3 separate regions of the Mus musculus genome follow, and regions 2 and 3 are each linked to region 1. Evidence: chromatin loops called from intact Hi-C (ENCODE). Cell type or tissue: left cerebral cortex. All regions are shown on one strand.

The links. A loop is a pair of places that touch in the nucleus more often than their neighbours do. Peaks named below come from ENCODE experiments on the same cell type or tissue, not always from the same donor. Only the 100,000 strongest peaks of a DNase experiment are listed, where the experiment ranks them.
Region 2: it touches region 1 in a loop (7-fold over the local background); 34 of 42 quality-filtered maps call a loop at or near these places.
Region 3: it touches region 1 in a loop (2.0-fold over the local background); 2 of 42 quality-filtered maps call a loop at or near these places.

What each region holds. Positions count from the first base shown.
Region 1 is chr3:121,959,849-121,967,848 of GRCm38, reverse strand. Arhgap29 (Rho GTPase activating protein 29) reads right to left here and starts at 43. Exons shown (of 23, transcript NM_001356524.1): 1 at 1-43. In left cerebral cortex, a CTCF peak has its summit at 3,493 (motif pointing left); DNase peaks (open chromatin) are centred at 87 and 3,486; H3K4me3 peaks cover 575 bases; H3K27ac peaks cover 3 bases.
Region 2 is chr3:122,101,095-122,109,094 of GRCm38, reverse strand. Abca4 (ATP-binding cassette, sub-family A (ABC1), member 4) reads right to left here. Exons shown (of 50, transcript NM_007378.1): 12 at 6,215-6,420; 13 at 5,485-5,661; 14 at 3,565-3,787. Gm40138 (a long non-coding RNA gene) reads left to right here. Exons shown (of 3, transcript XR_001783974.2): 3 at 3,542-3,939. Among named protein-coding and RNA genes, the nearest start is that of Gm40138, 21 kb to the left of the region's middle. In left cerebral cortex, a CTCF peak has its summit at 4,445 (motif pointing right); DNase peaks (open chromatin) are centred at 4,471 and 6,829; H3K4me3 peaks cover 309 bases; H3K27ac peaks cover 358 bases.
Region 3 is chr3:122,242,148-122,250,147 of GRCm38, reverse strand. Gclm (glutamate-cysteine ligase, modifier subunit) reads right to left here and starts at 4,591. Exons shown (of 7, transcript NM_008129.4): 1 at 4,037-4,591. The coding sequence starts at 4,162. It overlaps Gm46822 (a long non-coding RNA gene), which reads left to right and starts at 5,776. Exons shown (of 6, transcript XR_001783970.1): 1 at 5,776-6,277; 2 at 6,382-6,515. In left cerebral cortex, CTCF peaks have their summits at 803 (motif pointing left), 3,857 and 4,714 (motif pointing left); DNase peaks (open chromatin) are centred at 4,016 and 4,674; H3K4me3 peaks cover 2,519 bases; H3K27ac peaks cover 1,280 bases.

The DNA of each region.
Region 1 (8,000 bases):
GCCGGGCCGAGCCAGCACTGCTGTGAGGCAGCTGGGGCAGAGGTGCTCCGCCCTGGCCCCACCTCTGCCCCGCCCCAGCCCACCCCCTGGGGCTCAGCCCATTGGCTCAAACTCGCAGGGGCGGGGACAGAGCGCAGAGAAGGTAGAGGAGCCCGGGGTGTGGTAGTCTGTCAGCAGCTTCTGGTCTGACAGGGTCTCCTCACAGAAGACATTGCTTAGGAAAAGTCACCTTAGAACTGGATTTGCTAATAGGCATTCTTGGGTGGTGTATTTCCTGGACCACTTTCATCTTCTGTCACCAAATCCCGAAATGATACGAGCTGAAGACGAAGGCTCCACTCAGGTAACATGCAACAAGGCCTACCTAGCCCTAATTCCAAAAGAATTAACTACATCGAAACCAGACAACCATTCAGCCCCTTATAAAGGGCAGAATTTTCCACCAAGGCCCGTGTTTGGTCAACTGCCTTTTCAAACTCACCTCAGGATATATGAAGGAATGGTTTAAAAAGCAGCAGGTCCCTCGAAATACAAGGACTCTTGAATTCAACACAGAAAGCTAAGCTAGAGAAAAACATGGGGAGGGTGCCTGTGGGAACAGTATAGAGACAGAAAAATGGCCACCTGTGGGAGGAAAAGGATCCAGGGCAGTGTGAGGGGAGGTGAAAGAACGGGCAGCAAACCCCAAGAGAGAAACAAGCAAAGAAAGAAGAGAGTAGGACCCAAGGAGACCAGAAAATAAGACAGAAATACTGTAGGCCCAACAAGTGAGGCATTGAATCAGGAGAAATTTCTGAAAAACAGACACTTAAATTTTCCAATTATTACCAGAAAAACAGCCCCCTTAGTGTAACTTGAAAGGATAAATATGGAATTGCTTGGTTACTTTAGCTCTACAGTGGATTTTTAAGATTCATACAAATATATCCCTTCTGCCCTCAAACACAAAATACCAAATTTGCGCTCCAAATATTCAGGAACCTCTCAAAACCAGACTACTTTTAATTGCATTCGGGGAAAAAAAGTAGCAAAGACTTTTAGCATGGAAACTGATGTTTGAACTTTTAAAGCAAGCTACTAAGAGGAAAGGCATCCTCAAGAATAAAGGGGGTGAGAGTACGACTACAGTTAGAAACACACATTTGGGGGGAAATGGTAAGAAGTGGCTGCTTCAAGTGGTTCTTAGCTGCTCACACCCCCATTAAGTTATTTAAAAATATGTCAATTCTCTTTTTATACATCTGCCATTCCATTTAATAAAGAAAACTGAGTTGAAGTTGGTGGCACATTTCTGTAGTCCTACAATTTAGGAGATAGAGGCAGATGGATCAAGATTCCAAAGCCAGTCTCAGCTACCCAATGAGTTCCAGGCCAGCCTAAGGCTACACAAGAGTCTATCTCACTGAGCTCCCAGCCACCACCGATCACTCCCATCCAACTAATATAAAAGAAGATTGTGTTCTGATTAAAATGGATCTGATTATGTCACTTAACAAATAAGATGAACAAGTAACTGATAGAGAGAAAGGGGCATGAGGAGCTGGGAGAGAGACAAAGAAAAGTGTAAGGACAAAGACAATTATGGAGAGGAGGGTGAGGGAAGGACAGAGACAGATAATGAAAGCTGAGAAGGAATCGGAGATAAAAAGCTACAGTAGGAAGACTACTTACAGCTAAGGGAAAAGTGGAGGACACCTCGAGGTAAAAAGTTCTGGGGGAAGTGAAGCCAATTGGCCTCTAAGCAAAGATACGTTGACAACAGAGGCTCCTTGGTCACTTAGCTCCACATTGTTTTTTCAGATTTAGTTGTTTAAAATGCACTCATAAAGACACTACAAGACAATAATGCACCATGAATAGCCCATGAAACCACTGTTACTAAAAACTGAAGGGCACACTCAGGAGAAGAAAGGATTCTGAGGGTCAAGAAGGGACATCAAGAGAACAAAGTATTTGGCTCCATCTGACCACGTGTTTTGTTTTTGCTTTGGTTTTTTTTTTTTTTTTTTTTTTTGGTTTTTTGAGACAGGGTTTCTCTGTGTAGCCCTGGCTGTCCTGGAACTCACTCTGTAGACCAGGCTGGCCTCGAACTCAGAAATCCTCCTGCCACTGCCTCCCGAGTGCTGGGATTAAAGGCGTGCACCACCATGCCTGGCTCCACGTGGTTCTTAACATTTTCTCCAGCAGATCCGACTTTAACCATCCCACCCATATCCAAACAGCCAACTACTGTCCATGGAACCTGACACAGAATAGATCCATGAATATGAGATGCTTGAAGTCTAGTAGGGCTGTTTATGGGAAATTTTGGTCTTACGATCTTAATCCTTCAATTGTCTAAAAACATAATAGCTACCATTCTTCATACAAAAGATGATATTTGCAAATATTCACAAAAATAAGTTCATTTTTAAATTAAAAAGACTCTTATAAATATCTCCTGATCTGTATTTTAAAGTAAGTTTATATGGTACAAATAAACATAACTATGAAAAGTACAATACTGAAATAATCTTTGTACTTAAAATTATTAGTTTATAGTAAAATTATAAAGCCCTCCCCTCAAAAGTAAAAATCATCTTTAGATCTACTGTAGAAATGCAACATCTCAAATTGTTTAACAAGCTGCAGAGAAACATTTCTGGAAGCAACCTATAATTGAAAAGAAATTACCAGCCGAAGGTCGGGGTAGGGGTAGCTGGCAGCAGCGCACATCTTTAATCCCAGCATATGGGAGGCAGGAGGCAGAGGCAGGCGGCAGAGGCAGGCAGATGTCTGTGAGTTCTAAGCCAGTGTGGTCTACAGAGTGAACTACAGGACAGCCAGGACTATACAGAGAAACCATGCCTTGAAAAACAAAACAATGTCTTTCTACTATTTTCTGTTGTGATTGTGTCTATTCTCTCTCTCTCTCTCTCTCTCTCTCTCCCTCCTCCCTCTCCCTCCTCTCTCTCTCTCTCTCTCTCTCTCTCTCTCTCCCCTCTCTTCCCCCCATCTCTGTCTCTCTCTTTCTCTCTCTCTCTCTCTTGTTTTTTTGAGACAGGATTTCCCTGTATAGCTCTGGCTGTCCTGGAATTTATTCTGTAGACCAAGTTGGCCTCGAACTCAGAAATCCACCTGCCTCTGCCTCCCAAGTGCTGGGATTAAAGGTGTGCGCCACCACTGCCCGGATTAATTTCTCCTTTAAAATGGTAATTTGCACTTATTTTATGTTACCTGTAAGTCATTTATCCTATGAACCATCAATTTACAAACTTCTAAAAAATTTTTTAATACATTCTCCTCAAAATGTCTATGGTACCAGGCTGAATAATTATATTATGTGTAGTGGTGCTATTTTTTTTTTAAGCAGATGTTTTCATATCCCTGAAGCAGGCTGTGTGGTTTAGGCAGCCTGTATTTTTCACAGCAGAACATGGTCCTAAAAGCATTTGACATCTGGCTAATTTTTGGTTGTCACAGTTGAGGAAGGGGTTCTACTGACACCTAGTGGGTAAAGGCCATGGACATGCTAAATGCCTTCATGCAGAAGACTGCCCACTCTTAGGAATTAGCCAGCCTTGAAAGGTCAAGACACCTTACTCTGGATTCAACTACTTTATACTTATATTTCATAAGCTGTAAGACAAAATACATCAAATTATATATCAGTATGCCATCAACAAAACCTGGATTGCGACAACACATTTTTTTTAAACAAAAAAGTTGCATGAGGGGCTGGAGAGATGACTCAGAGGTTAAGAGCACTGACTGCTATTCTAGAGGTCCTGAGTTCAATTTCCAGTAACCACATGGTGGCTCACAACCATCTGTAATGGGATCTGATGCCTTCTTCTGGTGTGTCTGAAGACAGTTATTCATATAAACAAAATAAACAAATCTCTTAAAAAGTTGCAGGAGAACAAATATTTTTTAATGTCTAGATTTAAATCTTAAAAGAGGGTAGTGGTGCATGCAGTTACACCCATGCGAGACCAGCCTGGTTTGCCAAGTGAGGCACTATTTCAATAGAAAAGAAATCCTTAAAAGATAAAGTGGAGGAATAAATAACAACAGATTTGCCCATTCATTGTAGTAAAAAAAACTAGAGAAGTGTGTGTGGTAGTGGGGAGGGGAGTTAGATAGATAGTTTTCACAAAGCAAGGGATAGTAGTATTTGAAACATGGAATCTCAAGCCAATGAAATAAACTGCAATATCTGAACTTTCAATGAAATAAAACTCTATTATCTCCTAAATTATTTTTATTTATTTTATGTATTCATTTTTTAACATTCTTTTTTTTAAAAGATTTATTTATTTATTAATTATATGTAAGTACACTGTAGCTGTCTTCAGACACTCCAGAAGAGGGAGTCAGATCTCGTTATGGATGGTTGTGAGCCACCATGTGGTTGCTGGGATTTGAACTCGGGACCTTTGGAAGAGCAGTCGGGTGCTCTTACCCACTGAGCCATCTCACCAGCCCTCATTTTTTGTAAGATACGGTTTCTCTGTGTAGCCTTAGCTTTCCTGGAACTGATTGGTAGAACAGGTTGGCTTCAAACCCAGGAAAATCTGCCTGCTTCTACACTAGGGTTAAAGGCCTGTGCCAGCCCCACCCACCCATCTCCTAATAACTCTACAGTATCCCAGCTTTTGCCTAATGGCACTTTCTAGACCATAGGAAAGGAAGAGAGAAGCTAGGCAAGATATAGAACTCTTGCTGAAGTCAGGCAGTGGTGGCACATGCCTTTAATCCCAGCACTTAGAAGGCAGAGGTAGGCGGGTTTCTGAGTTCCAGGCCAGCCTGGTCTACAGAGTGAGTTCCAGGACAGCAAGGCTATGCAGAGAAACCCTGTCTCCAAAAACAAACAAAATAAACCCTTTTGCTGAACTGAGGAAAAAAAGAAATCCTAGTTCCATGGTGCACAGACCTTTGTAGGATAGGCTGGGTGAAGAAAATATGGAAAGGTTACTCTTGAGCCTGCATGGGAATCCCTTAATTGTCTCTGAAGATGTACACTCAGGGCAAAACTTCAGAAACGGTTCAAAGAATTTCAGGAGAGTTGGAGATCTGGGTTTTCTCAATGCCTGGAGAAGAGAATGACAAACTGAACACTCAAGGGGTTATCCTGGAAGGCCATGCCCTGTAGCCCATATGATTTAACCCTAATAGAAATGCCACAACAAGCACATTTTTAAAAAACTAATGCTTAAAACTTATTGTGTTGTAGCATTTACAATAAATGAAGAAATAGCCGGGCGTGGTGGCACACACCTTTAATCCCAGCACTTGGGAGGCAGAGGCAGGTAGATTTCTGAGTTTGAGGCTAGCCTGGTCTACAAAGTGAGTTCCAGGATAGCCAAGACTACACAGAGAAACCCTGTCTCGAAAAAAAAGAAGAAAGAAGAAGAAGAAGAAGAAGAAGAAGAAGAAGAAGAAGAAGAAGAAGAAGAAGAAGAAGAAGAAGAAGAAGTAGAAGAAGAAGAAGTAGAAGAAGAAAAAGAAGAAGAAGTAACAACATAAATGGACATAAATGGTAATGTAAAGAAGGGAAATGAAATTTTCCAATGAGTCATTATGTGTGAAGTAAAGTTTACTTGAAGGTATAAGTAAAAAAAATGTGTATTAAAATCTCTGGAAGTAGATGGCCTAGTCGCCCATCACTGGGAAGAGAGGCCCCTTGGTCTAGCAAACTTTAAATGCCCCAGTACAGGGGAAAGCCAGGGCCAAGAAGTAGGAGTGGGTGGGTAGGGGAGCAGGGCGGGTATAGGGGACTTTTGAGATAGCATTTGAAATGTAAATGAAGAAAATATCTAATTAAATAAATAAATGAGAGAGAGAGAGAGAGAGAGAGAGAGAGAATTAAACCGGGGCATCAGATACAAGACAATGATTATAGTTTGCAGTGGACTGGGCACAAAGATTTCTTATAATGAACGTGCAGAGGGAAATATAGTGTATATGTTTTCTGACCATTGTCTGAAAGAAAGCAAGCACGCATATTAGTCTCTAGTCACCACTTTTGTTTCTGCAGGGGAAAAAACCTAAGGTTTGATAATAGTATATTGGTCCCTGTATACAAGACACTGAGAAATTCAGGACACAATGTATTCAACTGTGGTTCTACAAATTAAATGAAACTACTGTTCTTTTCTTTTACATCATATTATATATAGTTTGTCCAATAAAACATTCATGAAATTCCCATGTGTAAAAAAAAAATCTCTGGAAGTGTAACTAATAAGCTAATAGCTATCAAAAACAGCAGTTTCAAAATTAATCCAAAATAAAGATAAGAAAAAGAAACCATTAACAAGTGGGACAAATAAAAAGCAGCAATCAGTAACATTAAATATACTTTATATATCCCAGAAAAAGCAAGATGTGGGCTAGAAGTATAGCTTACTACCAAAACAGTTGTCTTCCATGCATGAGACCCTAGAGGATTCAAACTAAAATAGCTGGGAGAGGTGAGCTAGATTCTCAAATTAAGTAAAATAACAAGATCTAACGCCAACAATAACAGATCTGAAATATAAAGATATATATATTGAAAGAAAAATGACAAAAAAGATACAACATCTAAATATTTATCACAAGAAAGCATTAGTGGTTCTATGACACCAGACAAGAAGTTCTACCAAACATAAAATGTTGTATTAAATAATTAAATAATTATAAAAGGCAATTTCATCATAAAGCTATAACAATCCTAAAAGAGTATGTAACTACAATAAAGTCTAGGATACATGAGACAAATCCGGATAGCATTGTTAATTAAAATTTCAGCACTCTTCTCTCAGTATCAACACAATAAAACCAAAAAACTATTAGGACTATCAAGATCTGGAAAAAAAACAATATTAACAAATTTGACAAGATAGACTGTTACAGAAAACTCTACTCCTAAATGACAGAATACACATTCTTTTCAAATGTACCTGGAACAATCACTAAAATAGACCATGTATGGGATTATACAATTAGTCCCATTAAGTAACTGAAATAATGTAGTGTAAGTTTTCTGACCTAGATAAGATTAACTATGAAATCTACAGCATAAAGGTATCTGTGGCATCTCAAATATTTGTTAGTTACAAAACGTTTTTAACCCATAGGCCAAATTTCCACATGCTATGGAGATAACATGTTAAAAACTGTGGCTAGAGAAATATACAGTTTTGGGGATGCTTTATTTTCAAGAGACTAAAATCAGTCATACCAGCTTCCATTTTAAGAACTTAGGAAAGAAAGAGTAAATTAAAATCAAAGTAAGTCAAAGGAAATAATAAGAACAAAAATTCGCCTGAGCTGGGTGTGGTGGCACATGCCTTTAATCCCAGCACTTGGGAAGCAAAGGCAGGTGAATTTCTGAGCTCAAGGCCAGCCTGGTCTACAGAGTGAGTTCTAGGATAGCCTAGGCTACACAGAGAAACCCTGCCTAGAAAACAAACAAACAAACAAACAAACAAACCCTATAATAGCAAAATCAGTGAAGAAAATAATGTAGAAAATATTGATAAAGTCTAGTTATTTGAAAAGATTAGTTAAACTGATAAATATCTAGCTACATTGACCAAGAAATAAAGCGATAGAGACAATAATAAACACAAACTACTCATCTGAGTCACAGAAGGAACACCATTACAGACCCAACAGTTATTAAAGGACTACAAAAGCATTTTACAGTCACTTTAAATGAACGACTCCAAAGAAACCCAATGAGAGAAACAAAATCTAAGTAGTATTAAAATTGTTAAAAAATTGAATTCATAATTTAAAAACTACCTGGAACAAAACCTGTAAATCTAGTGGGTTTAAAAATTCACTGAATCAGAAAATGTGTGTGTTTGTACTAAACACACAAAATAGAGGAAGTAAGAATCTTTCAAAATCTTTTGAGGCAGTGTTCCCAATATTAAAACCAAACAATGATGTTACAATAAAATTATAGATCAAATTCCTTAAATGCAGTATTTACACATAAAATAAAACAACATCATAGTTAAAAAGAG
Region 2 (8,000 bases), 140 kb before region 1:
AGAGCTCCGGGGTACTGGTTAGTTCATATTGTTGTTCCACCTATAGGGTTGCAGATCCCTTTAGCTCCTTGGGTACTTTCTCTAGCTCCTTCATTGGGGGCCCTGTGTTCCATCCAATAGCTGACTGTGAGCATCCACTTCTGTATTTGCCAGTCACTGGCATAGCCTCACAGGAGACAGCTATATCAGGGTCCTTTCAGCAAAATCTTGCTGGCATACCCAATAGTGTCTGGGTTTGATGGCTGATTATGGAATGGATCCCCGGGTGAGGTAGTCTCTGGCTAGTCTATCCTTAGCTAGAAACTTTGTCTCTGTAACATATCTTAATGTGACTAAGTTTATCTTTCAGCAGTAATTATGGATCAACTCAGCAAGTTCATGGTGGGAAGGAGTTAGTTGTGGGCAAAAGAGGAAGACCTGAGTGCTAGGTGGTCTTGTAGTACTCTGAGTGTTAGGTGGTCTTGTAGTACCCTGCAACAATACAGAAGAGATCCACTCCAAACAAGTCTCCTCCTTTGCCTGGGGCTCGGCCTGCTGACTGGTTATGAGTGCTTGCTCTCTGAGGTTTGCCACTCACACAGGTGGAGACATTAGTAATGGATCTAGAGCCTTTGGAAGTGGATTGGTCCTCCCCATCCATGAATGCTCTTCATAGAATCTAAGTACAAGACTCAGCATTTTTCCCACTGTCTATATAGAAAGCAGGAACAAACTAGCGACTTTTTCTGAACAAGCCTAGTTACACTGTAGGACAGACTGAGATGTTCAACTGTATGAGGCCTTCTGCACCCCTCTTCTTCTGGTTCCCCCTTTATTAAAAGCCCCTATAAAAAGGTCAGCCCCTTTGGTCCATCCAAATTCTGCATTCCCAAATACACATAGATCTTCTCATTCTTTTCTTGGGAACACAAAGATACAAGAATGCTGAGAACCCTTCTCAGGCTTCAGAGCAGAGTCACTGTTCACTAGGCCACCTCCCATAGTTCAGTGGGACATAGTTGAATAGTGGGGTAATGGGGGTCACAGACAAGTCACACAGCCTAGCATTCCCGAGGCCAAAGGGCCTCGTGCTCTCCCTCCCGCGTGTTTCTTCTTGCTCCTCCATCTTATGGAAGTGCTTCGTCTCATGAATGGGCTCTGATCTACGAATAAGGTTTTCCCTGAATCACTGCTTTCTCCACAATAGAAAGGAAAGAGACCAATTAGCGATATCTCTCTGGAGCCCGCGAGAACCAAGTGGAACTAATGTGTGTCTTATCTGCTGTGGTCACCATCTCTCCTTCATGCTCTCGTGCCTGTTGGGTATTGAGGGAATCGATTGAAAACCAGATGAGGAGGAGATATGCGGAAGGGAGGGACGGAAGGAAGCTGTACTTAAGTTGAACCTAAGTCCGAGGAAGTCTTAAAAAAAAAAAGTCAGAACTGGACTGGAGGGTTTTTACTGCTCTCTGTAGAATGAATTCAACCTTCTATCCGAGCCCAGAGCAAAGTCCTGCAAACGTCTAGACTGCGAGCTTTGGTGGATGTCAGTCACCCAGCCAGCCTTGTGGGCTCCGTCCCCAGCTTCCTCCTCTACCCGCTTTCCTTGTTGCTCCTTGTGGACTGAGTAACAATGGAACCTTCCCATTGTCTTTGCCCCCAGCTTCTTTCCTGCACAGCAGAGCTGGGGAGGAAGGGACACACACACACACACACACACACACACACACACACGGGGGGGGGGGGGGGGGATTCAAAGGAAAACCTTATTTTGGTGTGGAACGCTCTGTTTCCGTCATTATTGGAACAGCGTTCTGGTTCCCACAAGGAGAAGAAGCGTCTTTGTGCTCGAAGCTCTTGGTGAACACTCTTTACCTCACGTCCCAAGAGCTTTGAAGTCCTAAAACCTCGTTCTTGGGCAGGCAGGTCTCTGTGTCGCTTATCAGTCAGAAGCCAGCCATTCAGCCAGATGTTTACTCACGGACTCTTTTAATTCTAAAGATACAAATCACCTACTGGTGAAAGAGGTGTGGGGCAGAGCAGAGGGCCTATGGTGGCTAAGAAGGGGGCGGGGCTGCCCCTTTCACCTCTGTGGAGCTCTGGTATCCTTTGTAGGGTGAGGTTGTTTGACTAGAATGGCCTCCACCCCAGCATTGGTTCTAAGGGAACTCTAAGATGGGTTTTGATTGACACCACAACCCACAGGGTCATAGTGTAATAGCAAAGATAGAACGCAGTAGGTTAGGGACATTTTACTGCAAAATGGGGGGCTTGGATGAAACGGGTATGTGTTAGTTGGCTAGCATATATGATGGGGCGTTCTTAGGTCAGGTAGCCATGATCCAACATGGAATGGGAGACTTGCATCCTGTCCGCACATCTTCATGACACTTGACATGAGGATAGCGATGAAGCTGAACAGGCTCACTGGGTCTACAACAGAAAGCGACTTCCATCCAATAAAGCATCAACAACTACCAAGTGTGTGCACTCGTATTCCAACAAGCCCAAAAGGAGCTGCTTCTACGAAGGAGCTAAAAATATAAAATATACAGGATGGCAGCATACTGCGAAACAACGTCCTATCTTTAATTCTACCTTAATGGGGGAAAAAAAAAACCCCTATCACTAAGAAAAGACAGGCTCCAAATTCCATCCTTTCAAACAGAGTCCTTGGATAATATGTTTTATAACGTGGCAGCATTATATTAGTATATAATATTAGATGTTAGTGGGCCCATGTTGAGACCGCCCCCCTCCCCCAGGCTTCAACTATACAACAGGTTTAGTATAAAAGAAAGTTTATCTGGGACATAGGAAGGGGGTCTGGGAAAGAGAGTAAAAGCAGAGAAAGGTTACAGAGAAGGACAGAAAGAGAGGAGAGAGAAAGAAGGGGAGAGGCCAGCAGGGAACTTGTGGCCAGGCATGAACATGTGGGATAATGGAGAGAGAGAGAGAGAGAGAGAGAGAGAGAGAGAGGAGGATGGAAAGTCCTTTTATGCTAGGTAATGGTTGGGCAGAACCTAGAGGAAATGCTAACACTGGAGATCTCTGCAGGCAGAAAGATGTTTCTTAGTGAAGCTAACGCCCTGGCCATGAGGATGATTGACAGGTTAATTGTCCAGATCTCCTCCCCTCATACCACCAATAGCGCTTGCCACCTTCTAACTGTAGCCAAGTATTGGAATGATAATTCTAGGAAACACTCCTTTTAAGCTCATTCCTGTCTTTGAAAGAAGAGGCAACCTTTGAGCACACAACAGTTCTACCCTGGGCTTTGCTTACAGCGGTCTCCGGTCTCCGCGTGGTCATGAAACAGACTGGGAAACCTACGTAGACAGTGAGTGAGGCCCTTAGGCAAGAAGAGGAGAGGGGAAGAGATAACGATACATGGCTGGGGGGGAGGCAGGGAATTGAGGGTGCTGGCTCTCTAAGGGTCCTGCCTTGCTTGAAAGGTGAGGAATTACCTGTCTTGCTGTCTTTAATGCTCAGCTAACTAGTCCAAGCACTTGCTCACCAACAGGAGGAGAGCAGAAACAATGAAGCCATTTTTTTTTTAAAGACTGTCTTCTCCACCCGGCTTACCATGATGAACAGCGTCAGGAGGAAGATACTCAGCGCCATGATGGAGAAGCTATCCAGGAACCAGGTACACCAGATGACAGCATTAGAGACGCCTTGGTTTTTCAAGGTCTCCTTCAGCCTCAGCTCCTTCTCCAAAACAATGCCCTTAACGGTCATGGAGACAGAGTAGATCCACGCCAGCACCATGAAGATAGGGAAACAGCGATTCAGGATGATCATGAAGCTGAAGCGAGAGGAAAAAGCAGAACAGAGCCAGCTGTCCCTGGTAGAATCAACGTAAAATACTTATTGAATGGAGAGTTGAGAATGAAGCCCGAAGGGAAGGAGAGCAGAAAAATAAATCGTTGGACCCTCACTGGGTTGAGCCCTCTTAAATACCTTTCTCATTTGTCATTTCTTTCTTTAAGGCAAAATGGAGCCGTTCTGGACAGCCCAGATGGAGGATGCTCTATATGTGTAGGAATAAAACATACCATCTCTTTATAGTATATATGCCATATAGTATATTTAGATCTTCCCCATGAAGGCTTGTGGGAAAGACTGTAGACCTGATGGTGTGGGTTGTGATCTGAACAAGGCAATGATCCAATAGTCATTGATTCCGAGAGCCATCCATTCGTAAGTGGAGTAGATCCTGGGATAGGCTCTCGGCAAGCAGGACGGATTTGACACGATGGAATCACATTAGGGTAAGCGTTACAGGTTTCCCCTGTGAATAATGCACTGGTAAAGCCCTTGGGATTATTATCTATTGAAACTGTTGGGTGTTGTCAAAGGAAGGGCCCAGTGCCTAGCGTGGGAGGATAGTTTCACTCAAAATGGCCCTAGGGAGGGAACCAACCAACCAAAAATCATGCACTTCCGAGGCTGGCCGCCAGAGGGCTCTCCCATACTGAATGACTCCGATTCCCACAGGTTCTCCACACTCACCCGTTTTCCTGCCAGCCCCTCCCCTTCTGACCCTGCAAGTGGACCTGGGCTCTCCTTCCCATCTCTGCCTCTTATCCAAAGTAAAACTAACTTCTGAACAGCGACCGTTATCTCTGCAGTCTTCTGCAGAGCTGGAGACCTGATGGGGCCACAGTGTCGAGCACTGCTTTCCCGTGTGTACACTGGGCTTTATTTTACAATCTCTCCAGCTGGCCACGGGACTCTTTTCACCACGTTTTGCCATCTCTGCTTCCCGGATCCCACAGTCACACACACTCGTGCTACAGTGACTTTCCCGTGATCTCAACACCCCAGGAGTTAAATTCCTTAGCCAACTATAGGTCAGGGAGTGTTTCTGACCCCATCTACCATGATAATAAGCCTTCTGAGCACCTCTCCCCCTCTGTCCCTTTCTCCACCACTCCAAAATCTATTTTCAACAAAACAGCAGGCTGTTTGCTTAGCATGCTACTGGTCAAAGGGCGGACAGGCGTTAGGATGGGGGTGGTCAGAGAGGGAGGCCAGAGCTCATCCAACAACACATTCCTCTACCTTTTCACCAAACACACATCATAGGAATGTTAATTGGGGAAGGAGCTGCATTATTCTGAGGCTCCTAGGTACCAGGCCTTCTTGCCACGCAGTCTGAATCTGCTGATCTGGCAATCACTGGGAAAACGCCCTGACCAGAACCTTCCACATACCAAACATACTACGAAGTGGAAATTTAAACAGCGGGCATCCCCCCACTTCAACCTCACTCCTATTGTTTGAACCTCCAATTTCCCTTTTGTACCCCCGACACCCTATCATTTATTTCCCCCTCTGCTTCCGTCTGGAGTGCAGAGCCAGCATCTTCTTCGGTCAGAACCCTATGCTCCCCAGTCTTCCCTCATCACTGGGGTTCCTTCGGGAGATGCTGAAGCCTTGAGAGCACCCCCATTTACTGCTTTTTCAGCTCAGGGAGGAAGATAGAGGTCTGGGACTCACGAGTCATCCACAAAGCAGGGATAAGGCATCTGTTGGAGATAGACTCCAATTGGAGGCTCTGCCTGCATCTGACTCTTCACGATTCCTTGCTCCACCATGTCCTGTAGATAGGCAAAACCTCCCCAGATGTACCGGAAATCTTCGACAGGATCCGCCCTGGGACCAGAATCCCAGTACCTAAGAAGGCACAGGATGAAGGGGGAAGGATGTAAGTGCGAGTGGGTAACTCACTCACTTCACAAGCCCAGGTTACCCCACAACTCGGTCCCTTGACGAATTCTCCTCAAGCTGTGGTCCTCAACCTTCCTAACGTGGCGATCGTTTAATAATGCAGCGCCTTGTGCTGGGGTGACCCATCCCCCAAGCATAAAATTATTTTTGTTGCTACTTCTTAACTGTAATCTTGTTACTGTTAGAAAAATATAAATATCTGTGCTTTCTGATGGTCTGGGGCCAGCCCTGTGAAAGGACTGTGACCCACAGGTTGAGAAATGATGTCCTACATGTTTCCCAAACTAGCCAGCTCTACTTTGGGGTCACAGTGCTAACTCCGATGGCCATGACTCACGAGGTGATTGCTTCGGTCTACCTCCATCTGCACAAATCATACTTTCTCCCATTTAGCTTCCCTTCGTTGATCCATAGGCTGCATTTGCCCTTAATCCTCTACTCGCTACCAAATATAATTCACCATGAGTTTTGGAGAAACCTTTCAAGACTGAGCCATCACCTGTCTTTGATCTTATTGGTCTTCTCCACCACATCTATGTCCATCCGAATCTTGTACTTCACATGAGGAGGTAAGGAGCTGGCCCAGGGATACATGCCAGGGAACACCACTCCGGCCCAGAACCTGTTCTCCTCCAGGAGAGACAGGGCTCGTTGGGTGAGCTGCACTTCATCATCATAACTTTCAAACTTATCCAGGACCAGACACTGTGGATGGAGGATCACAAAGGTGGGGAGAGTCTGAGGCCCAAATGTAAACAAAAAGGCAGAAGAAACTCTACTGCTCAAGGGATGGGTCCCCCACAAAAAAAACTATACACCAACTATGTATTTAATTACAGGGTCTGCCATTAATTTCTTTGTGTGCCTAGGTTGGTGTGTGTGTGTGTGTGTGTGTGTGTGTGTGTGTGTGTGTGTGTGCGCGTGCGTGCAAGGGCCCTGGAAATGATGACAGGTTCTTATCACTGAAGAGTTAATGGAGACTGCTCTGCCCAGATGTCCAAGACAGTCCAAATATGCAAGTCCTCAAAACGACACAAATACTCAAGGTTCTCACTCCCCAGCATGGGGAGGCGAGGGAGTGGGGTCACGGTGGACACAGGGCTGCTTTGAAGATCAGAAAGCCTGAGGATAAAAGACTTTTAAAGAGAGAAGCATTCCTGGCATTGAATCTTCCTGGCTCTCTCCAAACACACACACAGGCTATCCAGCTGAGGGACGAACCAGGAAGAGGAAAGCAAAGGAACAGACAGCCAAAAAAATGGTCTCATCTGAGAGCTTGGTCTCATGCATGGCTTCATGGTGAGAGAGTGGAATTATCCCAATATCTCTTTTCTCAGAGAGAGAGAGAGAGAGAGAGAGAGAGAGAGAGAGAGAGAGAGAGAGATCCATAAGAGAGAGCAAAACTAAGAATTTCCTTTCAATGGAGGATTGAGAGGTTGCCCACTTGTACAGACTTGCTGAAGTAATTATGTTGTACTGGTATTCGTTTTACACGGGGTGGGGGGAGTGTTTGTGTCCATGATTCTTAGAATGTAACTCACAAGAGGTCAGACAGCCTTGTCTTGATTAATTTGTTCGACGAAAATTTACAGAGTATATGCAACGTGCCAGAGCCTGCCAGGCTCCTCAGGTACAAGGAGAGAAGATGACAATCTCTTCCTGAGACAAACTCAAACCTGATGGTGGAGGGTTTGTAGTGAACCCATGAGCGTGGATAGCGGGCAGAGGAAGGAAAATGGAGGTCGGCTTGACCACGAGGAGCAGCACTGTGGCCTTAGGGGACTTGCAAGAATAGAGCCGTGGTTCCCACCGTCCCTCAAGCTTTGGAGCACTGGCTGGCTTTAAAAAGACACCAAAGTCTTTATTTCAAAATCTTGAGGGGCAAGGCCAGGCACTAGCATTTTGTTAAAAGACAAAGACAACAACAAAGCCCTCCCCAGGTAGTCACAATACATAACACATGGTGAGTGGTTGGGACCGGACCCTTTACTCTGCTAGGTTTGGGAATTTGACTGACCAACTGAGGGGTGTCTCAGGACACACACTTTCAGGCTAAGACCAAGAGAATTCTGGCCAAGCCCTAAAATCCCATCAGGTCACCGTGGGGTTCTAAGCAAAAGTATGACAATGAGATCAGACAGGGAAGTCACAGGGGCACTAGGCTAGACTGTTGAGTATATTCTGGCTTTAAAGAATAGTTAACTCCACCAGGAGAACCTGGGAGTGAGTGGCTGGAAACTTATGTGTGCTAGGGAAGAAATGGTAGAGATGCTCCTGGGTTAAGG
Region 3 (8,000 bases), 280 kb before region 1:
TTAGAGGTCACCACAGCATGAGGAACTGAATTAGAGGCTCACAGCCCTAGGAAGGTTGAGAACCACTGCACTGCACTACCACCAACCCACAGAAACACTTCCAGAAACTTCACTGCCATCAGACTATGACTAGGATCCAGAACACCAACAGCCCCTAAAGACAAGAACAGGTATCCACACCAGAAATACCTCAAACATCTTAACTCCAGATGCCTAGGTCCCAGCACAAAAAGACAACCATGAACAGACAAGACAACATGGCTCCTCCGGAAGCCAGCAACTCAAAACGCAGTAGGCACTGAGAAAAGCAATTTAGTTGAAGTATAAGACAAAGACTTCACAGTAGCAACTGTTCAAGGACCTTCAAGGGGATATGAATGAAGTCTGTGAAAACTCAGCTGGATGAAATAATGAAAACAGCTCAGGATATGAAAGTAGAATTTAATGAAGAACTAGAACCACTTTAAAAAAAAAAAAATGCAGGGGCTGGTGAGATGGCTCAGTGGGTAAGAGCACCCGACTGTTCTTCTGAAGGTCCAGAGTTCAAATCCCAGCAACCACATGGTGGCTCACAACCATCTGTAACAAGATCTGATGCCCTCTTCTGGAGTGTCTGAAGACAGCTACAGTGTATTTACATATAATAAATAAATAAATCTTTAAAAAATATTTGTTTGTTAAAAAAAAAAAAAAATGCAGGGCTGGAGAGATGGCTCAGTGGTTAAGAGCACTGACTGCTCTTCCAAAGGTCCTGTGTTTGATTCCCAGCAACCACATGGTGGCTCACAACCATCCGTAATGAGATCTGACGCCCTCTTCTGGTGTGCCTGAAAACAGCTACAGTGTACTTACATATAATAAATAAATAAATCTTAAAAAAAAAACAACCCAACTAACATAAAACTCAAAATTAAAAACTTAAGATATTAAAAAACAAACAAACAAACCAACCAAAAAACCCTCAGAGATCACTGCCTTGGTCAACTTCCATCAGAGTGGCTGCTTCCAATAGTGGACAGGATTAGCCTTGAGACTAAAGGGGCAATGTTCAGAGTGGAAGACTGCGGAGCACATGGCTCTAAATGGAATGTCTTTGTCAACCCCCTCCTCAGACCACAGGGATCCATGCAGAATAGGAGGTGGGACAAGGAGACAGTGTCGTCCAGACACAATTGGACTGAAGCACAGATGAATTCAGAGACTGTGGCACTGGGGCAGGGCCTGCACAGGTTCAGGTCAGGTTCCTAGCACTGAGAAAGGAAAGAAGTCTAGGTGTCCCACCCCAACCTTAGAGTTAATTTGCAATTAATGCCAACTGGTAAGGGGGTAAAATCAATTTTCTCCAGGAGTGTCACTGGGTATATCACGCATACTCCAGGGCAACACAAAACAAACTCCATGGCTTTTCTCGAGATTTTTTTTTTTTTTTTTGCTTTTTGCTTTGTCTAGCTATGTTTTGTCTTACTGGTCTTCTGTTTTTTCATTTTGAAGTTTTGTGACATTGTGGGGTTTTGTTTTTGTTTTTGAAAGAAAGAGAACATAAAATTCAATGGCGAGTGTCTGGGAGAAATCACAGAAGGGAAACTATAATCAAAACACATATACAAATATATAAAATACATACATAAAAATATATAAATGTATAAAAATGAAATAGAAGTAAATTTTAGGGGCTAGAAAGGTGGCTCAGTGGTTAAGAAGACTGCCTGCTCTCTTGGAGGTCTCCAGTTCAATTCCCACCGCCCCACAACAGTCTATAACTCCAATACCTAATATTCTCACAGACGTGCATGCAGACAAAACACCAATGCACGTAAAATAAAAGGAAATAAAAAATAAAATCAAAATAAATAAATTTAAAAAATCAAAAAATAAGAATCTATAAGAAAAAAATGATCAGGCCTTTGGGAAAAAGGTGGTTATTTTTGTTTTGTTTTCCAGTTTCCTTAATCTCTTCAAGTGAATTGAACTGTTTTAAATAGCACATCCCACTTTGATCTCTGGTTGTTAGAAAATTCTTTCTGCGGGCCGAGGATACGGCCCAGGGGATGAAGTGCTTGTCAGACAAGCGCGAGGACCTGAACTCAGATCCCAGCACCCAGAGAAAAGCCAGGCACAGTGGTAGGAGGCAGTAGGCAGTACTGGGCCTGAGGGAACAGACACACAGGCTAGTCTAGCCAATCCCTGAGCTCTGGGTTCAGTGAGGCACCCTATCTAAAGGAAAATATCAGACATCAACCTCTGGCCTCTGAGCTCACACACAGAAGAGAAGTCTCTAAGAGCAGACAGAACACACCCCTCCCTGTATCAGAGACCCTCCTCCTGAGTGCTGGGATCAAAGGCCTGGCCACCATACCCAGCTTAAAAAGTCAATTGTTTACAAAGTGCAACAGGATAGAAAAAACATCTCCCACATAGTATGCAAGGGTTAGTAATATCCTTTCTATGCAGCCTGTTTCTAATATGTTGAAACACACACACAAGAGAAACAGAAGCGTGTGAACTGAATGAAAAAATGCAATATTTTCCGTCAAAAAACATTGACCGCTTCTCTGATGATGATGGTTGAAAAATGCACTGAAATTCTCAAAGAATAAGAACATTAAAAACAAACAAACGTTGCAAGCTACTGCAGTGTGTTGTGGAGAGATAAGGTGCAAAGGGTACACTGAACCCAGTGCCGGGAGGAGCTACGGCTCTAAGCCAAGATGCAGAGACACCTTTGAGAGAAACAGGCCAAGTGGGCAGTTCAAACAGCGGCCCAACTCAGCTGGAAGCTGAGCACAGGCTGGGCTAGGGAGCTGGTTCCCCAATCTGACCAGTGAAGGCTCTCAACTTACAACGAAGGAGTCCAGGCGCTCTTGTAGAGCCTGCCTCACTAAAAGAGCAGAAGCCCGTCTGTCTCTGACCACTGAGACCGACCTTACAATATGACCTAACTTAGGAAATGTAGCCTTTAACCAGGATTTGTTTACCTTTCTGATGATCCAGTTGATAACAAGCATGTTGTGTGCAGAGTATTTTCATACCCCATCTTTTCCTTACCACAACTACTTGATGAGAGAATATTACTCAAGGTTAAAGTTATAGCCGGGAAAACAGTCTCAAAGTCAAATAGCTCCTAGGTGTAACTGTTTCTTTTTTAAAATGTTTCCATTTATCTTATTTATTTTTTGAGCCAGGACCTCATCACATGGTAGCCCAGGCTGGCCTCGAATTCTACATTCTATTGCCTTAGCCCACTGAGGCTGCGTATTAGAAGAGCCCACCACCATACCCAGCTTATTACTCCCCACACATAATTGCACATCTGTCTTGTTTTGTTGTTTTAAGTAGTATACATGTTCCATATTATCAATACGCCTCTGCAATGAGTTGCACGGTCCATGGAGAACCACTGGCTCAGGAATGGGCCATTAACACAAATATAACACATTTTAATTCTAGATTAATCTGTCACTTCCAACTACACATTAGGTTTTTTGGGGGCGTGGGGGTTGGGGCTGACACTGGGTAGCCCTAGCTGTCCTGGAGTTCAATATACAAACCAGGCTGACCTCGAACTCAGAGATCCTACTGCTATTGCCTCCCTAGGGGCCGGGATTAAAGGCGTGTACCACCTGCCCCTCTTTAATGGTTTTGAAGCAAATACAATGTTAACATCCAGTAAGTTATTTGTCCCAAATCCAAATTCAGTACAATAGAGAAAGCAATGTCAACAATATCAAAGTTAAACCTATTGTTAGTCCATCTACCAAACACTAAACCTTTATCTTTCCTTTACCTTGGCTAAGGGAGAGGGACGGAAGATGAAGACGCGGGGCTGCAGTGGCTCTGTCCAGCCAGACAGGGGACCCGGTGGCCCTCAAGAGTTGTGCGATCAACTCCGACCGGCGGAGGCGCCCCTCGCCCCGCAGTGGCACCTGCCAAGCCGGGATAGTACCCAGCTCACTTCGGTACCTCCGAAGCGGGTCGAGCTCCGGAGAGCCCTGCTTGTCCCCACTTCGAGGAGACCCTCGGCCCCCACCGTGCTCACCTCCTCGCTGTGCGTGGACGGGCACTTTTTTCGCAGGCGGCCCCAGTTGAGCAGGTTCCCGGTCTGCAGGTGCAGGGTGCTGGCCCGCGCCAGGAGCGCCCCGGCCGCGCGGCTGTCGGTGCCCATGGCAGCTGCCGCCGGAGGGGACCGGGTAGCGCCGGAGCCGCGGAGAGATGGCGAGCGGGCGGGCAGGCGGGCGGGCGAGTGGGCAGACGGCTGCCTCGCAGGGCGCGGCGGTGCCCCAGGCCCCAGAGGAGAGCGCGAGGCTGCCGACTCCGCGCGGCCACAGCCCGGTGTGCGCTCGGGCCCGAGGAGGCCGGGCGGCGACGGAGAGGCGGTCCCGGAGGGAGGGAAGGAAGGGAGGGAGGCGCCGGCGCGGACGGTCGCTGCGGCTTCTGCGGCCGCCACCGCCGCCGCCGCTGAAACGAGGGAGCTGTTTCCTGGAAGACAATGACTAAGCAGAAACCTCACCCGAGAAAGTGCTTCGTAACCGTTACTCGTCCCGCGGCGGGCCAGGGGCGGGGCGCAGGCCCGCGGGTGACTGGCCCTCGGCCTGCGGCGGGCGTGGCGCCGGGCGGCCGGGAGCGGGCGGCGCCGCGGGGGAGAACAGCGCGCGGACGTGCGCCCCCTGCCGGCCAGAGCGCGGCGCGCGGCCTACGCCGCCAGCGCCTCGTGAGAGTTGACGGTGCGCCCGGGAGCGCCGCTCAGCCAATGGCCGCCCGCGCTGCGGCCCTGGACACGCCCTCTTCGAGAGGACCGCCGGAGGTCCATCCTCCCAGGCCTTGAGAGCGTGCCTGCTTCTGTGTCTAAGGAGCTGATGCGATGGCGCGAGTGTCTCATTGCCCGCGCCCCGCTCTGTTTTTTAAATTTATTTTTATTTTTTCCTTTTGCTTTGCTTTGCCCAAGAGTCTTTCCCCCAAACTGATCATTCTTCTTCCAGCGTGTTGATTTACCTATTTGCTGGTGCTGTATGAAACCAGAGAGTACAACTTTAATTTTCCCCTTTCAGAAGCCTAATCCTTCGAGAGAAAGGCCTCAGCCCATGAAACATTAAACAATAAAAATACCACGGGGCAGTTAGTTTCCAGGTCAGTTAAGCATAAGGAACAGATGGTAACAGAGAACGTTTTATGATTCACACTTTTACAAGTTGTTCGTGATTCTTCCCCATTCCCACTGGAGATGGCTGGGTATAATAGCAAACTGACCGTTTATTAAAGTTTTACCCAGGAAACAAACTTTTTAACAAACCAGTCAGGTATGTTAGAGCCAGGTGAGATTTTCATTATAAGGCGGCAAAATCTTTTCAAAAGAAACATGAATCTGAGTTGGTAAACTACTAAGAAATAGGAAAGGCTGGAAGATCGTTCCAGAAAAAGTGAGGCTGGTGTTGGGTACATCTTTGTGCACATCCAATGAGCAAGAATCCATGGAGAAGAGGTTTCCCAGGAGCAGCCCCTCACATGGCCTTACTTAAATATAAACAATTGATTCTTCTGATGAATTTTTTATGGTCATTGTTAGACTTTTGATTATATTCTCTTAAAAGTCCATGTAAATATTTGGTTAAAACTTAGTGGTCGCCGGGTGGTGGTGGCACACGCCTTTAATCCCAGCACTTGGGAGGCAGAGGCAGGTGAATCTGTGAATTCATGGCCAGCCTGGTCTACATAGAGAGTCCCAGGACAGCCAGAGCTAGGTAGAGAGACTCTGTCTCAAAACAAACATACAAAAATATTGTTTATTTGTGTGTATGTGTGTTTTCTTCCATGAGTTTATGGGCACCGTTCAGGGCCCCTGGAGGCCACAGGACATCAGATCTGCCGTTGGGTAGGTAGTTGTGATGAGTTACTAAGAGAAGGTATGGTGAGTCCTTAGTTCAGTACTTGGCTTATAATAAATGTTCAGTAAGTGAGAACTACTATTTATGGTGCTGGGGTCGAAGGCTTACACATGCGTTCTGACAGTGGGCATCCCTAGCCCTCAAAATTGTTGTTGTATTCTACTCTCTCCTGTTATAACCTGACTATCACAGGCTGGCACACTCAGGAGTGCACGGAGGACTTCACGTTGTTTCTGAGATGTACATTTGTAGACCCTTTGAGACCACACGTGGTAGCACGCGCCTACAATTCCTCCACTCGGCAGGCTGAGGCAGGATCCTCGGAGGGAGGATCAGGAACCCAGTGTTAGCCTGGGCTGTGGAATGCAAATACCTACTTTAAAACAACCAACGGACAGGTGGGCGGAGGAACCTAAGCGCTGTATTTTAAACTCTTTACTGGTTCATATTACAGGTGATTTAAATTCTTTAATGTGTCTGTGCATGATTTATATGCTTTCAGTGCCTTGCATATTTTACTTAATAATACTGTTGCTGTAACTCCATGGTTTCTTGGTGAAGAGAAAAGTAATCTACATTTCCTTTGGCTGCAGAAGAAAGGGATACAAGCCAGAAGAACTTGGCTGCAAAGTCATTGTGAGTCTGCTCTTTTGTCTCGGGGAGGGGGGGGGGGGAGGTGCCTTGCTTCCTCCTTGGGTACACTGTAAGCTTTGTTTTCAGGAGCCTTAACCCTCTCCTGGGAAGGACCAACAAACAGAACTAAGGGGTGGCGGGGATACATGGAAAAGTATACGCTCTGAGTCTATTCACACAAACTAATTAATAAACAAAATTAAACTACCCATTAGGAAAGTACAAACATGTAGTAAAACCACAAATGTGCAAAGAAATTATTACCAGGGTGTAAAACAGAAGAATGGGTGGTGGGGGCTCCAGAACAATTGAGACAACCTTTGCTTAGTAGTTATTTGTAACTCAGCCTTACACAATTAATGCACTTTGTCTAGTTGATCTATTGTAATAAAAGTTTTTTTTAAAGAGCTATTTTTTAAAACCTCTTGGTGGCAGTTGGGAGTGACGGGTTTGTAGATGAACTATGATAGTATAAATGTCACAGCACAGGACAGATAGGGCTGCGATTGGAGAAGCAGCCAGCAGCAATGCTATTTATCCCCAGTCTCCAGAACAGGACGCAGAGCATGCTGGGTAGAGGTGAGAGGCCAGAGTCAGAAAGACACTCAAGGCACAGCGACTGAAGTCAGCTGAAGGGATAGGAGCGGTCCCTAAGCTAGAATCTGCTCTAAGGAAAAACAACTCTAATTTGACAAAGTGTCCAGGGCACCCCACATGATTTGAAGTGAGGGGGCGGGGGAGAGAGGCTGGGAGAAATGAGTTACCTACGCTCTAACCATCCATGCAGAGAATGTATTTAGGGCATGAGGAAGGATGGGAAAAGTAGATTGTGAATGCTGTGTATGTTACTCCATGTGAGGACACACCAAGGCTTTCAATGTAAGGAGAAAGTGAGAAAAGTATTGAGGTGGATCTTCCATTTCAAAGTCTCTAGTAACGAATATACACAGCATTTGTAATATAAAAAATACCCATTTAAGCCATAATTAAATACTGCCTAAGAATAGAGAAGCACGTATTCACATGGTCAAAGAAATTTACAACAGTAGTTAGATAGTGGTTAGGACAAGGGATTATAGGTTTCTTTCAATTTTACTTATGTTTGAAATTAAAAATGTAATTTTAGTCTGAAAGCACAATGTAGGAATTAATTATAAAATCTTAGGTGTTTAGTTTCTTTGCATGCACTTTTTCTCAATTCTTTTACAAAGAGAACAATTTTATTTAATTTATATTTTGCCGATAAATTGATTGTGTAAGTTTTCCTTTGCAGATATTTTACCATCTGGAGACCTTCATTGAACTCAATTTAGTGGATATAGAGTTGAACTTTCTTTTCTAACAGTTCCAGAGTGACATGAATATCTGTTGATCCAACAGATACACTTTAATTTCTGGTTAAACTTTACCATAACATTACATATTAATTAAAAATAACAAATTGGTACAACTGGCCATCTGGGAGTTCAAAAACCATACTTGAAAACC